Linked DNA regions of Homo sapiens: region 2 is linked to region 1. A link is a contact called in ENCODE Hi-C or POLR2A ChIA-PET data. All regions are on one chromosome and are shown on one strand. The core of a region is the stretch at or near the end of the contact, and the rest is flanking DNA. Distances in the headings are between cores, read along the strand shown. Region 1 overlaps RORA (RAR related orphan receptor A). Region 2 overlaps RORA (RAR related orphan receptor A).

The links. A loop is a pair of places that touch in the nucleus more often than their neighbours do. ChIA-PET counts read pairs that join two places held with the same protein, here RNA polymerase II (POLR2A). Pooled maps may share reads with other maps.
Region 2: a map of natural killer cell shows a loop between it and region 1 (5-fold over the local background). The contact joins two enhancer-like sites. A Hi-C loop is called at or near these places in 11 of 168 maps with a recorded cell type or tissue (CD4-positive, alpha-beta T cell, CD4-positive, alpha-beta memory T cell, CD8-positive, alpha-beta T cell and 5 more), 18 of 37 single-sample maps with no recorded cell type and 17 of 50 pooled maps. POLR2A ChIA-PET finds 5 or more read pairs at or near these places in 23 of 52 experiments (B cell, CD4-positive, alpha-beta T cell, CD4-positive, alpha-beta memory T cell and 13 more).

Annotation. Positions count from the first base shown.
Region 1 is chr15:60,537,479-60,541,925 of GRCh38, reverse strand. All of the region lies in intron 2 of RORA (RAR related orphan receptor A), which reads left to right. The region is part of intron 3 of RORA-AS1 (RORA antisense RNA 1); the gene reads right to left. Among named protein-coding and RNA genes, the nearest start is that of RORA-AS1, 61 kb to the right of the region's middle. Within about 2 kb of position 1,810, at least 3 of the 41 ENCODE cell types and tissues checked have a DNase peak (open chromatin) inside an H3K27ac peak, as active enhancers do; they include CD4-positive, alpha-beta T cell, CD8-positive, alpha-beta T cell and natural killer cell, where a contact is called at or near this core.
Region 2 is chr15:60,580,843-60,585,600 of GRCh38, reverse strand. All of the region lies in intron 2 of RORA (RAR related orphan receptor A), which reads left to right. The region is part of intron 3 of RORA-AS1 (RORA antisense RNA 1); the gene reads right to left. Among named protein-coding and RNA genes, the nearest start is that of RORA-AS2, 98 kb to the left of the region's middle. RefSeq lists enhancers at 513-562, 4,221-4,758. Within about 2 kb of position 1,505, at least 5 of the 41 ENCODE cell types and tissues checked have a DNase peak (open chromatin) inside an H3K27ac peak, as active enhancers do; they include CD4-positive, alpha-beta T cell, CD8-positive, alpha-beta T cell and natural killer cell, where a contact is called at or near this core.

The DNA of each region.
Region 1 (4,447 bases), core at 561-3,060:
GAGGAGCAGAAACTGAAAATGGAATAGGAAGGACAGTGGTGCGGGCCTCGTTTTGATATCTTTACATGGCTGTTGTGTTCTTACTTTGCCTCTAGTGCATGACTTACATAAAAATAAGTGGCTTCAAGATAAATACACAGGCTATACATTTCGTTTTCTTGGGGAAAAAAATGACATTTATGAGGTGTTATAGTGTGTGCATTGATGCTCAGATGTCAGACCTTCTTAAAATAAATCTGACAATCTCTTAGCTTAGTCCAGAGCATTTCTTCTCCTTATGTCTCGCAACTACTTAAATCCCCAAAGCTCTGCTGCCTCTTTCTGTATTTCCCTTTCCTACTAAGAAATAGCCACCAGCTCCTGCCACTTCCCCTTGGGAATAGGCACAGAAATAACTGTGCTTCAGCTATCCACAAATATTGCTATCCATTCTCAGGTTGAGCTTATATGTTGTAATTAAGAATGGAAATGTTTCTTTAATCAGCAAGTTTAAAGACCATGCATTTAGGGAAAGTCAGAAACAAGTCCTCACGTTGTTTGGTCATTAGTATGCCTGGCTGAACTGGTTGTCTTAGAAAAGCATTACAAAAGAGAATTTTTTGAAATACCATTGAGCCACAGTTCAGAAATACATCTGTGATGTATTTGAAAGGCTTAGAACTTGCCATATTTTTTGTTTAGATGTTAATGACCATGTCCTGGAAACTGGAGGTGAAGGAACTAGTTGAATTTCTAGGAGTTCTAATTCTTCAAGATCTTACAATCTTAAAGTGGTTAATATGAAAACATTTACACTTCCGCTTCTGGCAAGCCTAAATAATTTGCCTGTGATTTTTAATAAAAACCGGATCCTTCCCTCATCTCTCATCCAAAGCTTCATCCTCTTATTAATTCTAAGGACACTTTTTTGAAATGGAAAACAGCACAGAGGTGGAGCAGAAATACAGGCTGTGGGCTAATTCTCTTAACAGTCCTCACCCACTAAAATGATCTGTGGACCAAGGAAGTTTTGGTGTCATGACACCATGTTCCTGTGACTATAAATATGTTGTCTTTTTAGTGTTCTGGGCTTGCTATAGAGGGATGTAAATGCATTTTCAAGGTTTAATGTTCTAAGTTATTTCCAATCTTTTACCATGAATCCAGTTTATTTAGTTGGGGAATATTTCTTGAGTGACATCTATTCAATGAGCAGTAGCAGATCTTCAGAATGCCATCGGAGCTCATGGAAAGAAATGATGGGTTCCTTTGCCTGGTAAGCTTTTATGACTTAATCTGGATTCTTGTTATTTTGACCCATTTCTGCACATCTTACTTCATGCAGCTGGGTTTTGTGACCGCACAGTTTTGGGGGGGGGGGGTCATGGAAATTGTGCAGGTGGAATTAGTAATCAATGGTTGTTAAGAATTTGTGGGGTTATGTGAAATTTGGTGTGAAGTTAAGACAGCTGCAAAGTGGAGTGGTTTTCTCGTAGGCTTAGGTGTGAGAATGTTGGGGGTAATTGGTTAAAGTAAGATTGTTTCATAAAATGCAGTAAGTGTAATTCTGATGTTTTCGGTTGAGCAGAAACTAGATCACCAGATTTGGTATGGTTTTAAAGATGTTCTTTTCTGTTGTGAAAAACAGACCTTGAGCAATGAAAGCAAAGAGTTGACCCCAGTGCTCTCAGCTGTAAGGAGGATTTCACCTAAATGTAGCGTAATTGTTCCTGTTAAGGAGAAAAAAAGGAATTGGTATCTAGAGTGAGGTTGATCGCAAGAAAATACGTATGCAGTTCTGTGAGTCAGATGACTTTTTTTGTCTAGTATTATCCAGAATTATGTAAGGGACACCATTGTTGGAAACAACGTTATTAGGAATTTCCCTTGAGCATAGTCTAATCACTTAGCAAAATAAATGGGTTCTCTTTCCTGCTGATATGAAATGACATTTAACCCACCCCGAGAGATTCTAGAGAAAGAGGACTTTTGTTAAATGTTACTGATCCCAGGGTCCTAGAAAATCTTCAAGGACTTTATATTTTAAAATGTAGTTAATTCTAGAATCTTAGAGGGACCTTACGCCAACTGAGAACCATTGGTTAAATAGCCAATTACCTTTATCTTAGCCCTTGATATCACATAACCCCATAAATCCTTAACAACAAATACGTTCTGTTGTTTACAAAGGCAAAAGAGAGGAAAAACAAAAAGAAAAAAAAAAGGATTGTATTGCTGATCCTGGTGGTATCATTTATTGGGTGAGAACTTACTTATTTAGTATCTGACCCACTGGATGAGTAGGATGAAGTATTAGGAAGCTTATTCTCTTGCTGTTCAGGTCTTTCACTCAAGGTTTAAACTGGTTACCAGGTAGATACCAAAAAAGGTATAGAGTCAACTGCCTTAAACAGTTTGTGCACTACTATGTGATAGGAGAATTCTAGAGAGAACTGGATCTAAAAAAGCCACCCACTGTTCTTCTAGATGAAAAATCTGTTTCCTCTCTGATTTGACAGAATTTCCCTGTCTAGGGATAAAAGTGCTCATTTGGATTTGGCTTTTAGCAGAGATACATATGCATCAGGGAATGTGAGTCAGTTTCTCTAGAAAGCTTAATCTAGTAGGGATGGAAATATATTACAAAGGATTAATATTCAGTTCCCATTGTCAGAACCACCTGCATATTCACAGAAAGCCACATGAGAAGATGTGCCTGGCTTCCTTATTCTTCAGAGATTTCCTGCACACACAGCTCAGCTTTCTCTTAATTCAGATGGGACATTCTGGCGCAGTATTTTAACTCTTACACAACTAAGTCTTTAAAAGACTGAAGAAAAATCGTCAAAGTTCCAAAACTTCAATTTTGTCTTATTTTAAATTTAGTTCACAAATGTTTGATCTCTTGATGGTTTGAGGAGTGTGTGTGTGTGTGTGTGTGTGTGTGCATTTGGCAGGTATACTCAACACTTTTTATTGAAAAATGTTTTTTTTAAAGCCATTAAGTTTTCCGGAGAAATTACAATCCAGTTGAAGTTTTTGAGAAGTGGCTTGTTTAGTAAGATGCAGAACATTTTTTTTAATGGCTATAATTTGATAGACTCATTTGAGTCAGATGTCAACTTAATAATAAGGCTTGGGATGTCTGTCAGAGGGTGACATATATGTTTATTATGTTAACAAGTGGGAATCGTGCCATTTCCATGATGCCCCGACAAGACCGTACAAGCCCTAGATAAAGCTAGGTCAAGGACTTTGCATAGAGAGGCGACCTCTCCATCTAAGTGCTCTTTTTCTTCTAAGTTGTGAATAAGATAGTAACATCTGGACCCATCAGTCCCTTGGGAAAGCATCTTGGAAACCAATGATTAAAAAACATTTAAGTAAGTCTAGCTAGCAGATGAGAATTATGGTACTGTGTAATTTTTATTCTCTTTGTGGCATAGCTGGATATGGGTAATAGGACACAGCATCGCAATCTTTGCCATGAATGATGTGGCAAGCTTCCTGAAGCTTCCCATTTATATAGGTTTTTCATCTTCAAAGAGCTTTGTGAGCACTCATTTACCACCACCTGCCTGGGAGGTAAGAATTATTCCCATTTTTATGGATGGAGGAAGTGGAGGTGTAAGTGAATTGCTTGAGGCCACCCAGGGAGTTCAGTCTCAGAGGGAGACCTGGAAGGGCCAACTCCACCTCTTAGCTGAATTGACTCCCAGTGCTTTCTTTTTGGTGTCATGTCCTCTTGAGAGCCCCAGATCAGTGATGGCATAAATCTAAACACATCAAATAATCTTGAATAGGAAAGAGACACCAAGTCTCTCTTTCTTGTGGCTATGTCTACATCAAAACCCTGGGAAATCTGGACATAGAGAAGAAGCCATTTAACCCTCCTGAGGCTCATTTTCCGTATCTGTAAAATGGGGATGATAATACCTATCTGCCTCCTTTAGGGATGTTGAAAGCACCAAAATCAAAGCAAGCTAACAAGGATAAAAACTTTGAAAACTATATAGAATTCTGCAAAAACTCAGGCATTACTATTTTTGCCAAAAATGACTGCGAGACTGCTTACTGAAGGAGTAGGGCTTTCTATTTGGAGATCTAATTGTTTTGGTGAGGTTCAGCAAGGATGAAATACTGTCATGAAAGAATCCAAAATCAAGAGAAGAAAATAATGTACTAGGGAAACATATTAGTGTTATATTTAAAATGAACTTAGCAGACCAAGTGGCCAAACAAGTTCATCGTTAGTTTGCATAGGATGCAGCTATAACTCGGCTCTACTCATCCCTGATGGCCATTGAACATGCCTGTGCTATGGAACATACCCATACTCTATTCCAAGCCACAGGTCCAGGTCGATGGTCTGTTCCCCTTCCACATGGAGATGTAATGAGAGCTCTCTGCAAACCCTTATGGTGTCCTGGGGCCTCCCATGGCAGAGTGGAGAGAAAGCATGTTGCTC
Region 2 (4,758 bases), core at 256-2,755, 44 kb before region 1:
ATCTTTTAAAAAGAGGTCGTCATTTGATGAGCTAAATTCAGCGTTTCCCCTTTTTAAATCTAGAGCTTTTCTTTTTCAAAAATGATAAACATTTAGTAAAAAAGTAAACTACAGTAGCTTTTGGGGGGTAATAAAACAATTTTAAACATGGATGAAAAAAACTATTAACCCCTTGGTTTCTGAAGATTTATGGTTAGATCATTTGGTTCACTTAAGTATATACAGTTTGCCTAAAAAATAAGATAGAGGATATGTCAGAAACTCTGCATGAGGTAGCGACAAGCATTCATTTGCATATTTTTTAGGATAAATAGATAATACAAGTGGATTGTGGATTTGGATTTTGGTGTTATAACAAGTGTGAAACAATGGTAAAACAATCTGATTTCTGTGTCGGAATCTGAGGAATGAATATAGATCTTCCTATTTGCTTAAATGTTATTTGTTCCTGGTGCTACACAGAGGTATAAGAATGCACGTTTATATGAATTTTGCATTGCTGAAGAAGTCAAAGCTGATCTGAGCTAGAATAACCAGGGTAATAATAATGACAAATAATCACCAGGCTTGTAAAGGATAATAGTGCTTACGTGTTCCTATTAGAAAGATGAAATTGCAGCGTTTCATGAAAAAGAAGAAAAAAAATAAAAAGCAAGGAAAAACTGCTGTTTAAACCTTTCTATCATAGAAATAAGGCAGTGGTTCAGAAGTGAAGACTTGTGGTTAAGTTTCAGATCAGTTATTGAAGCCAACCGTTTTACAAACTGCGCCACCCAGAAGTGTGATTTTTTTTCACCACATGAGAAGTATTCTCTTTTTCACAGAATGTTATTTTCATTTTTCGGTTGTTGGAAAGGTTTTTTTTCTCCTTCTTTTTATTTGTTCATCTCACTTCAAATCTTCTGTAGAACAGTGGGTGAAAATAAGTAAATAAATTTGTTTCAGCAAATACTTAAGTGCCTATTGTGTGCTAGGTAATTCAGGTACCACCTTTGTGCTTTTATAATAGGAGCTGAGACACCTTCCTCCCAATCAAGTGTCTTAAGCCATGAATCAGCATTTAAAAAATGCACTGAGAAGTTGGCAGCCACACTTAGTCAGAGAAGGCTGCTTTATGGCTGTTGGACTTACACATTTGCATTTGCTATAAGCTACATGCCATTTAAAACAAAGGAGATTTCTGTGACATGCCAAACAATGCAATGAAATGTTAATGTAACTGGATAAAGTCAAACCCTATACTTATGGATGAACATGATTTGCTTCCACATAAGCCATAAGTTAGCTCTAAAATCCTGCCTGAAACAGTGGTTCTGAAACTGTAGAGTAGAACCCATACTCCAGAGAGTCTTAAGAAGGCGGATCCCTGGGTCTCACACAGAGTTTGATTCTGTCAGTCTGGGGTGAGGCCCACGAAGGCATGTATTTACACAGCATCTCAGATGTTTCTGATGCAACTGGTCCTTAGGCCTCACTTTGTGAAGCTCTCTGTTCTAGCCTGTCAGAGCCAGGTGGACCGCAGAGTCCTCCAGTCCTCTAGTGGTTCCCAAATGTCATTGATCTTCACAGTCATCTGGGAAGCATTTAAAAAATAAATGCCTTTCTCCAGCAACACCTGCACAGATCCTGCTTCCAAAAGCCTAGGAGGGGAGGCCAAGGAATCTTCTTTTGTAAAAGATCCTCTTGTGAGGATAAGACAGGTTTGGGAACCACTGCTCGGGGCTAACCCTTTCCTCTTACTCACGAGGAAAGGGAATCTCAGAAAGGTAAATTATATTAAGGTAACCATTCACTTCTCTTTAGTTCACTCCCTTCAGCATGGAAGAGGTGCCAGATGTGAGCAATTTCTGGCATTGTTATTAACACACTTGAAATATTTTTCTGTTAACTTTGGCCTTGCTATCAACCAGCATGCAGAAGCAAGTGGGCAGACTGTTCCCTCAAATCTCTTACCCCAAGTGGCCCAAACAGGAGAGAACCCTGAGGCTGTTTTGGTGCTGGAGGCTGCTGTGAGACTTTTCAAATACTGTACTCCTTTTCGTCATAAAGCCTTGTCCAGAAGCCCCAGCCTCTGCATGTGACATAGACACAATGTATTTTAGCCTTCACTGTGTGCCTGGGCTGGGTCTTGCCAATACTGTGACCACTTAGCAGGAGCAGGCTAAGAGTCTTACTGCAGAAGTCAAGGCCAACTCAGTGGAAACAGTGATGTCTTTTCAAGGTTGCTTTATTCAGCGACAAAGTAAAGGTTTCAGTGCCCTGGAAGCTGATCAGTGCTTCCTGTTTAGCACATGGCCTTTCTCAGGCACTGAGCATCTGGTGTGTATCTGCCAGTGTCCAGGCTCTGGAGGTGACATCCAAACAGGGGAGACCAAATGCTGCCTTCGTGCAGCTTAGATTCTAGTCTGGTGGGATAGATGAAAGTAGACTTCCTCTGGCTGGTGTGGAGAAGGACTACCTGCCTGCTTCCACACTGCGACACCAGCCCCCTTTTTCTTTTGAAAATGCTGGTGTAGTATCTATCTCATTATTGTGGCAGATGTGATGCTGGCGGCCGAGGGGACAGCAGTGATCATGTCAGTCTCTGGTCTCTGTGAGTGTACATTCTGGTGGGAGAGGTAGGTAATACTTAAGTAAACATATCAATGAACTAGATAAATGCAGATAATAACAACAGCTAGGCCAATGTAAAAACAGTATAATGGTTTAGAAATGCTTATGGCCTCATGGGTCAACATCAGGGAACTGAATCAAAAAATTTTCCCAACTGATGGTGAACATTTTGCAATAGACCTCACAGGTCATCTGCTCCCAACCTGGTCTGCGTATTAATCTATCTAAAGAGTTTTTAAAAGATATATAAGCCCAGGCTGTGCTCTTACAGATTTCTGATTTTACTGGTCCCAAGGTGTAGAGCTCAAGTATTGCTACATTTTTAAAGATAACTCAGATAATTCTGGTTGAGAAACCTCTGAAGCCCAACACCCTCACTTTGTACATGAGTCACCCTGTCCGCAGTGTAGCAAAACAATGTTGAGTAGTGGAAACCCCCCTACATAGGGTGGGGGAAGATGAAGATATGGGTTATTGTCCCAGATCTGCGATGCAATAATTGTCAGGTTAAACCTCAGTTGTTCACTTTCCCTGTTTTTAAAGTTAAAGGGTTGGACTTGGTAGTCACCAAGATCTTTTCCATCTCTACCGTTCTATGAAAGTGTTTCTATTAAAACAGAAACATGCTCTAGTTTCTTGTTTGAGACTTGGGAGAGGCAAACAAATGCCTCCTACTTTCCTTATTCCCTGTCTCTACCCTTAATTGCTATAGGTCCTTCTATCAGCTAATCAGTTCCTTTTGGAAGTGAAAATTTAAGACAGAAAGAGGTAATTACTTTATGCTATTTAAATAAATTTAAGAACAAGCAAGTTTTCATTAATATTAATAATAAATATGCCCAGATTTAGTTCTAGTAAATTACAGTCATACCTTATTTATCAAATTGTAGCCTAAAGCTTTTTCCGTTTTTGATGGTTGATTTAAAACCAAGGGGCGGGGGCAGTTGTTTAAAAATGGAAACCATGGAGTAGCCTTAACCATTGCGTACCACAGTAATTTTATTCTTTACCAAATATTCCAAGCCAGGAACCCAAAGAAATTGAGTCTCTCCCAATGTATCGTCTGCAGTTTATTAGCAAGCAGAAACAATGTATCTCTTGTGATGCCATCTTATTTTATAAAAAAGAAAAACAGAACTAAGCTCCAGCATGAAAAAATATCATTTAACTTCCTAATTTGAGACCTGGCATCTTTAAAAACTTGGATTTCATTGAAACATTTATTCAAAAAGACAGCAGTTCATTATAAACCAGCATGGTGTGATGTAAGCACCTTAAGTTTATTTCCTTGTGTGGAATTTCCCAGTGGGGTTTGATAATATTCAGCAGTTTCAGAAGCGATAAAGGAGTTTGAAAAGAAAATCTGATGGGAGCTGGTAAATGAAATTAGAGCCATATCTTTTTCAACAGAGATCTTTAAAGATTTGCATACCGCCTATTTTGTATATATCTAAGAAATTGTACCTCCATTGCATTCACAGCCACGTTTGCCCTAGACACAAGATTATGAAAAATCCTCCTCCTCTTAAGTTGCATCCGTAACATCAAGCAACTTTTGAAAATGATATTGTTTAACAAAACAATTGGTTTGATAGAAATCCATTTCAAAAGCAATGTTTCTACCACAAGCAAAATCTCGTAAAACAGAAGCATTTTGTTTCCACTATTGCAGAGAAACAAAGTTGTTTAAGATGAGTTAAGATGTCTCAGGGTTTTGGCAGTCTTTCTAAGCCCCCTGCTGCTGTTACGTTCAGAATCCCTTTTGAAGTGGCCTGGAAGTTTCTATGCAATTTCAGTGGCTGCTTAGGGGAAATATTGGCTAAACTGCTCATTTCGACTGTTAAGATGGATCGAGTGTTTTCAGAATGTTTTCGTTTGCTAGAAATATGTTTTGCACTGGGGCTTCTCTTGTTGAAGAAGGTTGGTTACCAGCCATCTGAAGATGCCTCAGGGTGTTTACAGAAAATGTGGGTGCTGTAGTTATATTTGAGCACAGCCCTCCCCCAACAAAGATAGTGTGGTAATCAGCAGGAATGTGAAAACATGTATTTAAGGATTGATGCTTGTAAAAGAGGCGCTGTAAAGAAACATGGTTGTTCAGATGTAAGAAATGACTGACAGCTCTCTTTGTAGGCATGCTAGTAA